2 separate regions of the Homo sapiens genome follow, and region 1 is linked to region 2. A link is a contact called in ENCODE Hi-C or POLR2A ChIA-PET data. All regions are on one chromosome and are shown on one strand. The core of a region is the stretch at or near the end of the contact, and the rest is flanking DNA. Distances in the headings are between cores, read along the strand shown.

Region 1 (5,521 bases), core at 3,022-5,521, 350 kb before region 2:
GAGCAGATGACCCTCTGCTCCTCTCCTTGGGGAATCCTGCAGGCCACCTCTGTGTGGTAGGTCCCATCCCATTGGACAGAACACCCCAAGACTGCTGGGCATCCTGGCTCAAAGACGCCCCATCCTGTCACCAGGTCAGAGAGATATTCTGGAGATACAAGCCAGAGCCCAGCATATCAGGGTGATGTTGCCCTCCAGGGCCTCACTGCAGGCCACACTCATGGTGGAGGAGTGGGGGACTGGAGAAGAAAGGGCAGAGACAATGAGGCACATGGCCAAACCCTGCTCCCCTCTAATGGAGATGCAGGGAATAGGGCTGGTCCGCTCCACTGCTCCGACTCTGGCAGAAGTCCTCACGGACCCCAGACCTTCTGCAAGTCTGTCCTCACCCTGGGGACCAATTCCTCAAGGCTGGCAGAAGGATGGGCCTCGAGACTGTGTCTTTATGCTCTGGGATCCCTGCATTGATGCTGAGGAGGGGAATGTCAGGGCTGGGCTCCTGGTACATGGGGCCAGAGGGAACTCTTAGGGATGGGCAGGCTGGGAAGCAGATGGGGCAGCCTTGGCCCTGGGGGCTTCCTCTCCTGCCTGACACCCACCCAGGTTCAGGCTTCTGTCAGAGGGCCCACTGCTTCCCCAGATTGTGACACTGGACCCTTCAATCCCTGACCCACTGTCTTTTTCCAGTGGCTCTAACAGGAGAGAAAAATCAGGATATAACACACCAACAGAAAACACATGCATCCATAGCACAAGGAGGGTTTCCCTGGACAGAGTTGGGGGTCGGGGTGACTCTAGTGGAATAGGGGAGAGGAAAGCCCCTACCCAGGCCCAGTACCTGCTCTCCTGACACCCACACAGGATTCCAGATACTGCTGTAGTTTCTGCCTGCAGTCTACCCATATAGGGTGAGAGTGTGTCTCGGCCGGCATAGCATCTTCCTTCTAGAAATTTGTGATGTTCATAGCAAAGGTCTGAGTTCTGGAGGACTGGGATACTGTCCATTCCTGAGTCTCCAGGTTGAGAGAGAGGAAGAGCTACCCATAAGAGTAGGAAAGCCTAGAGCCCCTGGTGCTGCTGGCTTCCTGATCTCACAACCCCTAATCTCCTGGAGGGAATGCAAGGCTACCCCCACCCAGCAGTTCCAAGTGAGGAACTCAGACCAGAGGAGACCCCTCCCTGGCCCTCCTCCATGCCTTTCTGTGTGGGCTGAGTGCCAGGTTACCTCCCCACCGAGCTCTGCTGACCCCTATTCCTCACCCCTGCCCCCAGCCAGATCCAGTGGGGACAGACAGGTCCCTGCTCTCTGCCCCCAGCTCTCCTGGAAAAGGTCTCCCATCACTCTTGCCTGCTGCCACCTCTCACCTCCCTTCTGTCCCTTGATATATGCCAGGGCCCTTCTGAGGTCCTGCCCATTCTCTGTCAAGTCCTCAGTCTCTGTGTCCCAGGTCTCAGCTCCCAGAACTGCTTCTGCCCACTGTCCCCGGGACCCAGCCCTGCCTTTCTGCCTGTTGAAGAGCAGGAAGGGCTGACCATCCAGATGTCCCTCAGCAAGAAACCCTGACTGCACAGATCCATCCCGGGACAGCACCGTGAGGTTGTAATGAAGACTGTGGGGCCCTGGGGAACAAGAAACCACGGATGAAACTTCTTCCTGGAAGTAACTTCACATTGATGTTTAACACACAGGTCTGCTGTCTCAACCTTTCTGAGGAGGCAGGAAATGTACATATGCAAAGGGACAAGAATGAGGATTTCAGATACAAGGAAAACTGGGAGGGCAGGAGGATGGAGGAGCAGACTGAGGAACAGAAGAAGGGGGAATGGAGATGGCAAACATGTAGGCCAGCTGCCAAGGCAGGGTGGCTACAGGCCACCTAAGGGTATAGGGAGGAGGCCAAGGAGAGAGGCTGCCCTGCAGTGGTGAGGGAGGAGCACGAAGGCAGTGGTGGAAGGAAGGTCTTGCCAGAGGGGAGGGTGGAAATGGGAAGGGACCCAGGCTCAGAGGGACCCATGACCAGCATGGCTGTGCTACACAGGTGAGGGTGAGATGGAGTCGCGGGCCGCTGCCTTTGAGGAAGGCTCATCATGTACAAGATGGGAGTAAGGGAGGATCAGTGCATCTTTTCCAGAAACAGTGCCAGGAAAACGACATTCACATGCAAAAAGAAATGAAGTTGGACTCCTGACTTACACCACATATACAAGTTAACTCTAAATAAATCAAAGACCTACACTCAGGAACTAAAACTGAAAAATTCTTAGAATGAAACATTGGGAATAATCTTCATGACATAGGTTTTGACAACACTTTTATGGATATAACACCAAAGCACAGACAACAAAGAAAAAATTGATAAGTTGGACCCATCAAAATAAAAAAAATTGAGCATTAAAAAACACAATCTGCAGAGTGAAAAAGCAACCATTAGAATGGAAGAAAATATTTGCAAATCATTTATCTAATAAAAGATTAATATCCAGAATACATAAAGAATTCCTGTAACACAAACATAAGACTCAAAAAAACTATGTAGGCAAAGAATTTGAATAGCCAATTCTCCGAAGAAGACATACAAATGGCCAATAGACACATGAAAAGATGCTCAACATCTGTAGTTATTAGGGAAATGCAAATCAAAACTGCAATGGGCTACTACTTCACACCAATTAGGATGGCTATAATCAAATACACACACACACACACACGCACACACAGAGAGAGAGAGAGAGAGAGAGAGAGAAAGCAAGTTTGGCAAAGAGGTAGAGAAACTGGAACATTTGTGTAGTACATTGGGAAAGACAAAGTGGGGCACCTGCTATGGAAATCAGTGTGTTGCTTCCTCCAAAAACTAAAAAATTAATTACTATGTAATCCAGAAATTCTACATCTGGGTATTTACCCAAAAGAAATGAAAGCAGGAACATTAAAAAGATATTTGAACACTCATGTTCATAGCAGCATAATTCCCAATAACCAAATTCATAGAGACAGAAAGTAGAACCAGTGGTTCCAGGGGCCAGGGGGAAGGAGGAATGGGGAGCTACTGTTTAGTAGGCACAGAGTTTCAGGATGCACAAAAATGTGAATGTACTTAATGCCACTGAACTGTACACTTTTAAATGGTGAAAATAGTGAACTTTATATGTATATTTTACAACAATTAAACAACAAAAAAGAAATTGTCACCGCGTACCAAACAATAATATAGAATTAGAAAGAGGCTGGGGTCCTGGTCAGAGAGAAAAAAACCAAGGCCTGAGGAAGGGCCTTCAGAGAGGAGTGGTGCTGAAGGCGGAGCAGTCACACTCCAAAAGAGGGCTCAGGTTAGAAAACCCTCACAGGAGGAAGGTGGTGCTGGGAGAAGGCCCAGAGGAGGGGATGACCACAGCCCACTATGTGGTAAGTGAAGATTTTGGATATGAAGTCTAGGAACTGACAGCCCACCGGGGTCAAGGAACCGAAAGAGGATGAGGGTCAAGGAGCCGTTGGACTAGAGCCTGTTTTGGGTCTGGGTGGGGGTGAGGAGATGGGCAGGGCAAGGACTAAAGGGTGGCATGAGAAGGAAGTGGGGGTGACCCTGGGAGAACTTGGGGTAAAGTGAGAACAGGAAGGGAGGGGTTGTCTGGGGGAGGGTGGGGTTTGGGGAAGGTGAGAACTTGCTGAGGGCCGAAGGCAGCTGGTCAAGAGGTGGGAACAGCATAAGGTCCCAAGGCAGAGAGGGGCAGAGGGACCAGGGAGGGATGGTCCAGCACCTGAGGGTTTCAGGGTGGGGTCCTCAAGAGGGTGAGGCTGAGGATGAAGGAGTGGGGAACGGGTCACCTGAGGCAGGGCCCAGAGCAGGCATCTGCACTGGAGGGGAGGGGGCATCTGCGCTGCCCTGCGCCCTGCCTAAGGCCCAACTTTCATTAGCACCAGGGCTCCCCTTAAGTGGCCTGGAGGGGAGTGGGATGGAGGGAAGACTCCCCCGACAAAAGGCAGCACCAGAAAGTTAGGGTCAGGGACAGCTGGGAATGGAGAGGCATAGGGGCAGCACTGGGTGAAGGCTGCTTGTAGGAAAGGCCCATAAGGGAGGCAGGAGGGACGGGAGCAGGGGATGAGGGCAGAGGACACCCTACAAATGGATCAGAGAACTGCAGATAGAAAGGGGTAGCAGGGAGCAGGGAGGGCAACAGGACCCAGGGGGCCATGAGAAAGGAAGCTGAGGAAGTAGGAGGGAACTTGGTGTCCTTAGATCATTGGAGTCCACAGTAGCTGGGAGGGTTGACAGAGAGGAAAGAACCCTGGGAACGGGAGGCGAAGGGATAATGAGCTGGGGATGGGAGCAGTCGCAGGAAGAATCCTCTGCCTGGAGCCGGCAGGCTCCAACCCCTCAGCTTGAGAGTCAGGAGCCCCATAGTCCCCACAGCAATAGGAAGCACCAGCTCCTGGTCCCGAAAAAAGGAGGGCCCCAACTCCAGGGACTGCGGCCCGCCCTGGAGCTGAGAACACGCGGACTCCAGGGAGAGGACAGGGCTTCAGGGACCCGAGAGCCGCTCTGAGCACCGGGGGATGTGACTGCCTCAGCGGCAGAGCTGGAAGGGCCCTCGAATGCCATTCACAGGAACAGCCCAGGAACCCAGGGACTTCAGAAGGGCTGGTTTGTCCGAAAAGTGAGAGGAGGCGGAGGAGAGGTGAGGAGAGCAAGTGCAAGAAGAGACCAGAAAGTGCAGGGGGTGGGGGTGATGCGCGATCCCGAGGAGGACTGAAAAGAGACTGAAAAGCAGGGCTGAGGAGTGGCGGCAACCGGCAGCGTCCAGCTCCCGCACCTCGCTGCACATCGCACCTGAGCCCCGCCGCGACCGCATCGCGCTCGCTGCGACCCATTCAGACCCCCCAGAAACGCCAAGCCGCTCCCGCTCTAGCCGAGGGCTAGAACAATCCTGCCACCTCAGCCTCCTGAGTAGTTGGGACTACAAGCGAGTGCCACCACGTCCAGCTGTCATTTACCATCTGGTACCAACCCCCATTAGACAATGAACCATCCATGATCACGAACTGTGTCCCTTCCATCTTCGTCAGCTTTAGGAGCATTTTTTTTCCCAATGGAACTCCACCTATGATTACTAACCATTCCCCAGGACCCCTAGCCTACACTTTTCTGTAGATGAAAATGTCATACACCACAGAGTTTTAACAATTACTTAGTTTTCCCATCCACATTCACTGATTATTTATTTCGAGCATTATCATTTATTGAGCACAGCAGGGACTGGGGTCTTGTCCCCACCTTAGAGGGATTATTTACACTGCTAAAGGTCACAAGGGTAGTGAGGGGCAGAGAGGGAGATGGACCCAGCTCTCCTGACGCTGGTCCCAAGCTCTTCCCTCCACAGTGTCTACCCTCTCTCGAGGACTTTTTCTCCCTGCGGCAGTTCCAGCAAAGGATCTCATTCAGCTCACCCCCAAGAAGACTTTTAATACTTCAATGACGATGATACTAATAATAATATGCAAAGTTTGTTCCAACGCATTTAGAGG
Region 2 (7,166 bases), core at 3,452-5,951:
ATAGGAAGTTTTTTTTGGTGATGTTTCCCACCCACAATTTTAATGACTTTTCTATCTTAACCAAGTGCTTAACATGCACTGTGGCTGCAACTTTTCCATTTTGAAGTGTGACAGTAAAACTAGCAAAAATTTCTTTTTCCTCCTTTATAATTTCAGGGATAGAAGATTTGTTCTGACCATGGATCTTAGCAAACTCAGCATTTAAAAAATTTCCTTAAGTCAAGAACTTTTACCTTTTCACTTAAAAGAAGCACTTTATGGCTTCTCTTTTGTATATCCAAGTTGCCATCATTAGTACTCCTGCACTTTGGGGCCACTGTCATGTAAAATAAGGGTTCCATGAATATAAGCACTGTGATACTTAGGCAGTAAAATTGATAAGAAGGCTATTAAGTGACTAATAGGCAGGCTGCATATACACTGTGGATACTGGGCAAAGGGATGATGCAAATCCTGGGGAGGGATGGAGTGGTATGGCATGAGATTTCATCATGTTCATCAGAATGGTGCAGCGCCCAATTTAAAACAGGAATTGTTTAGGTGCCAATTTAAAACTTAGGAATTATTTCTGATATTTTCCACTTAAAATATTCAGACTGTGGTTGCCAAGAGTAATGAAACCTTGAGAAATGAAACCGAGGATAAGGGGAGGACTACTGTATTTCATGATATGCTGGTGTGGATAAAAATAGGTGCAACCTTACTGAAGTTGACCATGAGGTTGATCACCTGTTGACCACTGAATAGGCCCCACAGACAAAAGCTCCTGATCTGAGGAATTTCGAAGGGAACAAAGACCACCTGGTGACCACCAAACGGGCCAGACAGAGGCGAAACTCCTTTTCTGGGAATTCAGAAGTAATTAAACTTTCCTAGTATCTAAAGTCTGGTTCCAGGCCTCTTTCAACTTTTACAAGTAACTAAAATTTATATACATCTCTGAAATGCCATGCCGAAACTCTTTTTACTATCCTAAGCTCCTGCCTTAAGGTCCATAAATACCTCTAAAGAAAAATCCATGGCAGCACACTTAGTCCTCTTGCTGAGGCGCCCCACTGCACTCTTCTGCAGTGTTCTGTTACCGCCTAAGGGGTTCACCTTGCCCATGCCTAGACAGAGTCAATTCATCGAGACAGGGGAATTGTGATAGAGAAAGAGTACTTCACGCAGAACCAGCTGTGTGGGAGATCAGTCTCCCCGAGCACGGGGGAGCAGAGTTTTAAAAGATAACTTCGTGGGTGGGGGGAAGCCAGTGAGCCAGAAGTGCTGATTGGTCAGGGATGAAACTGTAGGGAATCAAAACCGTCTTCCTGCACTGAGTCAGTTCCTGGGTGGGGGCCACATAATCAGATGAGCCACTTTGGGCAGCCAAAGTGAGTGGATCACCGGAGGTCGGGAATTGGAAACCAGCCTGGCCAACATTGTGAAACCCTGTCTCTACTAAAAAACAAAAAAAAAAAAACAAACAGAAAAAGCCAGGCGTGATGGCAGGTGCCTGTAATCCCAGCTACTCGAGAGGCTGAGACAGGAGAATCACTTGAATCCGGGAGGCGGAGGTTGCAGTGAGCCGAGATCGTGCCATTTGCACTCCAGCCTGGGCGACAAGAGCAAGACTCCGTCTCCAAAAAAAAAAAAAAAAAAAAAAAGAGCCAGTTTATTGATGTGGGTAGTGCCAGCTGACCCATCAAGTACGGGGTCTGCAAAATACCTCAAGCACTGATCACAGGAGCAGTTTAGGGAGGGTCAGAATCTTGCAGCCTCCAGCTGCATGACTACTAAACCAAAAATTCTAATCCTGTGGCTAATGTTAGTCTAGTCCTCAGACAAGAAGGAAGTCTGCTTTGGGAAAGGGCTGTTACCCTCTTTGTTTATAAACTAAGTTTCTCCCAAAGTTAGTTCAGCCTACGCCCAGGAATGAACAAGAACAGCTTGGAGCTTAGAAGCAAGATGGAGTCGGTTACGTTAGATTTCTTTCACTGTCTCAGTCATCATTTTGCAAAGGCTGTTTCAGTTCTTCCTTTCTAATAAACTTTCCTTTTTTCAAACCTATACTGTTTGTAGGTATGGTAAATTCATTTTACCAACCTGCGAGTTGACCACTTCCCGGTGCCAGGGCTCTGACACCTTGCCAGGCACTTACGGAAAGATAATTGTAAAAATCTAATAGAATTTTAAATTTCCATGCCTTCGAACCCAGCAGCCAAACTTCCAGAAATTTATCCTACTAATATAATGGCACGACGATCTAAAGAGATATGTACAAGGATGTTCTCGACAGCCTTTATTTAATAAGATGTGGAAAGAACCTTAAATGTCTACTCAAAATTGTTGAATAAATCACATGTCTACAAAATGAATAATGCAGACTTTAAAAAGAGTGAGGTAGCTCTATGTCACCAAACTGGAACAATAAAAGCCACTATAAAGTATAAAAAGCAAGCTGAAGACTGTCTCTATGTTTGAAATTTTTCATAATAAAAAATGAAAAAAATGGAGGGGGATTAGATATATTGCCTTTTCATGAGTAAGAATCTCACAAGTCTTGGACAATTAAACCCCGCCTTCATCCCTCCCATCTCATCATATCTGACCTCAACCAGTTTCCTACCTACACTGCTTATATGCCCATTTGCTCTATATGACTCAGTCATTTCAAGATTGCTTCTGTTTTCCCTTATTGATATAAAAATATTAAAAATGTATATTTAAAATTTGTTTAATTACATCCCATTATTACAGTTCATTTTTGCATATTCCTGTGTTGAAAATCCTTTGGTATAAATCAACATCAAAACTCGGTGTTATTCCACTTTTCTTGAACTGTAATCCTTTTTAAACAAGGAATATACCTTTTCTTGTTTAGAGAATATACGTACATTCATAAATCTTGGCAACTTTCAAAGGCCATAACAAATTTGTGTTAAGAATTCAGATCCCCTTTATTATTGTGGTAAACAGACAGATGAAATTAAGAGATTATAGCTTGTTTTCACTCTCTCCCAATTACTATCGCTTGAAAAATACCGGATATTTCATTATTATCCTGTCCGGAGTCGGCAAACTACGGTCTACTATCTGTCTTCGTATACGTCAAAAGCTAAGAATGGTTTTTACATTTTTAAATGACTGGGGAGGGAGGGCCAGAATCCAAGGGGAGTATTTAATGACACTTGAAAATGTTATTAAATTCAAATTTTAGCATCCATAATAAAGTTTCATTGACACACAGCCATGCTCATTTAGCTTTTGTTTGTTTTTGGAGACAGAGTCTCGCTCTGTCGCCCAGGCTGGAGTGCAGTGGCGAGATCTCGGCTCACTGCAACCTCTGCCTCCTGCTTTCAAGCCATTCTCCTGCCTCCGCCTTCCAGGTAGCTGGGATTACAGGTGCGCGCCACACGCGCCACACGCCCGGCTAATTTTTGTCTCTACTAAAAAGTAGAGACAGGGTTTCGCTATGTTGGCCAGGCTGGTCTCAAACTCCTGACCTCAGGTGATCCACCCGCCTCGGCCTCCCAAAGTGATAGGATTACAGGCGTGAGCCACCGCGCCCAGCCTTCATTTAGTACTGTCTAATGATGTTTTCATACTGCAAGGAGAAAGCTGAGTATGGACCACAAGGCCAAAAAGATGTCCTCTCTGGCTCTCTACAGCAAAGATTTGCCAAGCCCTGTTATATGTCATACTACTTGCGCTTCATAATTTTATAGTTTTACCTAGACAGTCTCCCTTTTTTCCTTCCATATTCAGCATAAAATCCCCTTAATATCAGTCTCTAGGCAAGCACATTCTTCACAGTCCTTAGAACTGGACCTCCTCTTGTTAATTTCCTTAGTCTAATCACATTCCTCCTGGTTATCTACAAACAGAAAGCCAGAAAGGAGGGCTATCAACATCTTAAGCGCCACAAATTAACAAATCAAAACCAAATCTCTCTCTCCCTCCGAAGCCACGGCTAAGGAGGCTCACTGCCCAGTTAGTGGCTTTCAAACTACCCTTACAAGTGAGACATCTTGTGAATTAGAACAAGTGCTGCTGCTAAAATCCCTAACGGCTACATAGCAATGTGAAAAAAGGTATCAAATGTAATTTTCTCAAATTTAATCTTCTTCAATTCTTGGCACAAAAAAAGGAACAGTAAAGGTAGACAACTGTAATTAGCATGTGTGATCCCAAATCTTTATACCTTAGATACTGGATTATATTTTCAGCAAGTAAATAGTTTCTGGCTCCCAAGATGAGAGGTTAAATAATGCAGGGTGTTTGTAAACAGCAGCACAATTTACACCGGAAATTAGGGCCCTTTCTCACCGAGGAGAGTACAGCAAAATCTGCTCATCTCTTTCAATGAATATTCTCCATGACTAGTGCTGGCGGCGGGGAGGCGGAGCAAGCTATCTTTTCTACCAGCCGTGTCACACCCCTCCTAGCACTAACCCCTCCTCCTCAGCCTTTTCACACCTCTACCCACTACTAGCCCCTCCCCAGCCCCATCACCTCTTCCCGGGCCCCTCACACCTCTCCCAGCATACTCTTCCCCAGCCTCATCACCTCACCCACTTCCTCCAAAATCACTGACCTGCTAAGCTTCCAGCAGCAGGCGGGCAAAGCAGGGAGGCTGTAATGCAAAAGTCCGCAGTCCCTACACAAACACTATCTGCTCCTGCGGAGAAACTCAAGTCACAGCCCCAGAAGTGGAAAGAACAGGCCTTGGCTCTCACCCAGTTAACAAGCGTTTATCCAGCGCACGTGTTGCGGTCGGACCCCATGCGAAGGAGCTAAGGACACAAAGGTGAGCAGCAGAGACGCGGTTCCAGCTCTCCCCCGGCTCCCACTCCAGCGGGATAGGTAGATAATTTCGGTAAATTTCGCCAAGCAGGGGCAGGACAAAGAGTATTTGAAGTCTACCGCGGGGAGAACTTACCTAATCCTTGAATGTTAAAAGGCTAAAAACTCCACTAGTCGGAAGTGACGTGCCAGCTTAGCCCCGCAGGTCCGCCACGTAATTGGCCGCCGCCACAGCTAGCCACCCTCTCCCCAGACTGGCCCGAAGAGAGGAAAAGTGTGGAAGTCCACAAGCCGCCCCCGCCCCGCCCTCTTCGTCGACTTTCAGCTGCACCGGGAGGCGGCGGCGCCTGGCCAGAGCCGGGGCCTGGAGCCTGGACTAGACAGCCTCGCCGGCCGGGGCGCCAGTCCAGCGCCCTGCGGGCAATGGGCTTCAGCGCTCGAGCACGCGCATGCGCGGGCCTGTATCTCCAGAGGATTCCTCGGGTCACCTGGACGCCAGCATCTCAGCCACCTGCCCCTCTGGGTCCCTTCTTGCCCTTGATTCCCCCTGCTGCTTCTCATCGCCAGCCCTCCTCCTCCTTCTTCCGCAGGCACCGCTAGACCCGGCCGCGGCCGCCCGCCGACACCCCAGCTTCCACTGACACGAGCCTCGGCGCGGCTTCCGCTTCCGGCGAGTATTGTGTGTCGCGCCGCGGGGCGGGGGCGAGGGGAGGAGGAAGGAGGGAGGCAGCGCTCCGGCGGCTCCGCGCCCCGCACTCCCGGACCCGAAGCCGGGAAGGTAGGTGCTGTCCCGCCGCCGCGCCCGAGCCTGGGGCCTGCGCTCGCCGGCCGGCTCCGCAAGCCGCGTCCCAGCGCCCCGCGACTGCGTCACCGGCCCCCCGCACGTAACCACAGCTGCCTCCGCCCGCCTCGGGCCCGGGCGGACGTTTTGCCGCCCCGGCGACGTCAGCGCGTCCGGCGTTGCTTGGCTACCCCGCCGTTCCCCCGTCCCGCTGCTGCTCACCTCCCCGGGTGAAACTCTGACGCAGTCACCGCGGGTCTCGGCAGCGTCATAGCGGCGGGCATCCCATCTGCACGTCACACCTCTTTCTCACCTGGACACGCATCCCTTCCTACCCTGCCAGCCACGACGTTTCCTCTTTCCCCTCTCCAATGCCCCAGCCCCAGATCTGGCGGAAGAAGATGGAGAACGGGGGTGGGACAGAGTTGTGGACAACCTCTCAGGAGAGGGTCGCAAGGTGGGACCCTGAACAGTGGTAGAAACAAAATGAGATTGTCCCTGAAGTTTGCCCTTCAGCTGAGACACAAGGAGTAGAGGAAGAGGAAGGACTAACGCAGAGGCACTCAAGGTCTCACTATGACTGTAGTTGAGAGTCCTCTCCCTTCTTCCCTAACCCTTTCCCCATTTCTCTCACCACTTCTTTGCCAGTCTAGATCCGTCCTGGTGCCTTACTGTGCATACAGTTCTACTCGTCTCAGGTGAGGAGGCCACTTAATTTGTAAAAGACTGAGGAAGGGGTAGGATCACCACAAGTCAAAGTTGGATTCCCACAGATAGAAATCATCTGACTGAACTTCTCTCCTATTGCTGACAGAAGAAATTCAAATCCAAAGAAGTTATCAGTTCCTACTCCAAATCAAACACATTTGTGTGTGCCAACAATATATACAGGAACAATTGTTGTTAACCTACCTCATTACATGGCCACTTATCTCTCAGCACATAGATCTACCAAATTTCCTTCCTTCCAGTAGGTCCCTGGAGAAGGATGGGGGTCGGGAGGAGAAAAGGTTATGGGGATAGTTAAATCAACTTACCCATGGCTAAAAGTATGGATGTTTTAAGGATGGAGTAGGGGGCCAGCCTTGTGTTTTATAAATCTCTCCTATGCATTTCCAATTCTTCTGAGGCTGCGCTTGAGGGAGATCTCATTGCCTCTTTTGTGTCTCTTAATTCGCAACCACTCCAGGACCTATAAGTTGGAGACACACTATGCCCAGGGTGTTAGTTATCAATAGCTATATTGAAAGATTCCAGTCACTACAAATAGACTCGTTGCTCTCTTTTCAAGAAGTCGTTGGCCTGAGCTCAGCAATATTTAATATGGTTGCCATAATTTATCAGTTTTCAGCAGTTCTGAGTGTCCAGATGAACACAAGAGAAATGGAATGTTGCGTGAAATGTCATTCCAAGAAGAGAGCAGATTTCCTTTAGGCTAGTCTGATGGATAAAAGGAAGAATAATTTCAGATTTTCCTGAAAAGAGGAGGTTGCCTTTGCCTCATTCATTCCATTTGTTAGCCTTTAGAGCAGTGGTATCTAACCCTTTCAATATGAGGACTCTCTTTGCTTATCTGTGGTGGCTGATAAAAATTATGCAT

Evidence for each region. A loop is a pair of places that touch in the nucleus more often than their neighbours do. ChIA-PET counts read pairs that join two places held with the same protein, here RNA polymerase II (POLR2A). Pooled maps may share reads with other maps.
Region 1: a pooled map shows a loop between it and region 2 (2.9-fold over the local background). The contact joins the promoter of HCG9 here to the promoter of HCG17 in region 2. A Hi-C loop is called at or near these places in 1 of 37 single-sample maps with no recorded cell type and 8 of 50 pooled maps. POLR2A ChIA-PET finds 5 or more read pairs at or near these places in 2 of 52 experiments (WTC11 and naive thymus-derived CD4-positive, alpha-beta T cell).

What each region holds. Positions count from the first base shown.
Region 1 is chr6:29,970,844-29,976,364 of GRCh38, forward strand. It overlaps HCG9 (HLA complex group 9), which reads left to right and starts at 4,272. Exons shown (of 3, transcript NR_028032.1): 1 at 4,272-4,674. It also overlaps the pseudogene MICD. RefSeq lists enhancers at 4,049-4,699, 4,700-5,349.
Region 2 is chr6:30,321,433-30,328,598 of GRCh38, forward strand. It overlaps HCG17 (HLA complex group 17), which reads right to left and starts at 4,702. Exons shown (of 5, transcript NR_052012.1): 1 at 4,577-4,702. It overlaps TRIM39 (tripartite motif containing 39), which reads left to right and starts at 5,495. Exons shown (of 8, transcript NM_001369521.2): 1 at 5,495-5,563. It overlaps HCG18 (HLA complex group 18), which reads right to left and starts at 5,724. Exons shown (of 3, transcript NR_102327.1): 1 at 4,719-5,724. RefSeq lists an enhancer at 3,531-4,174.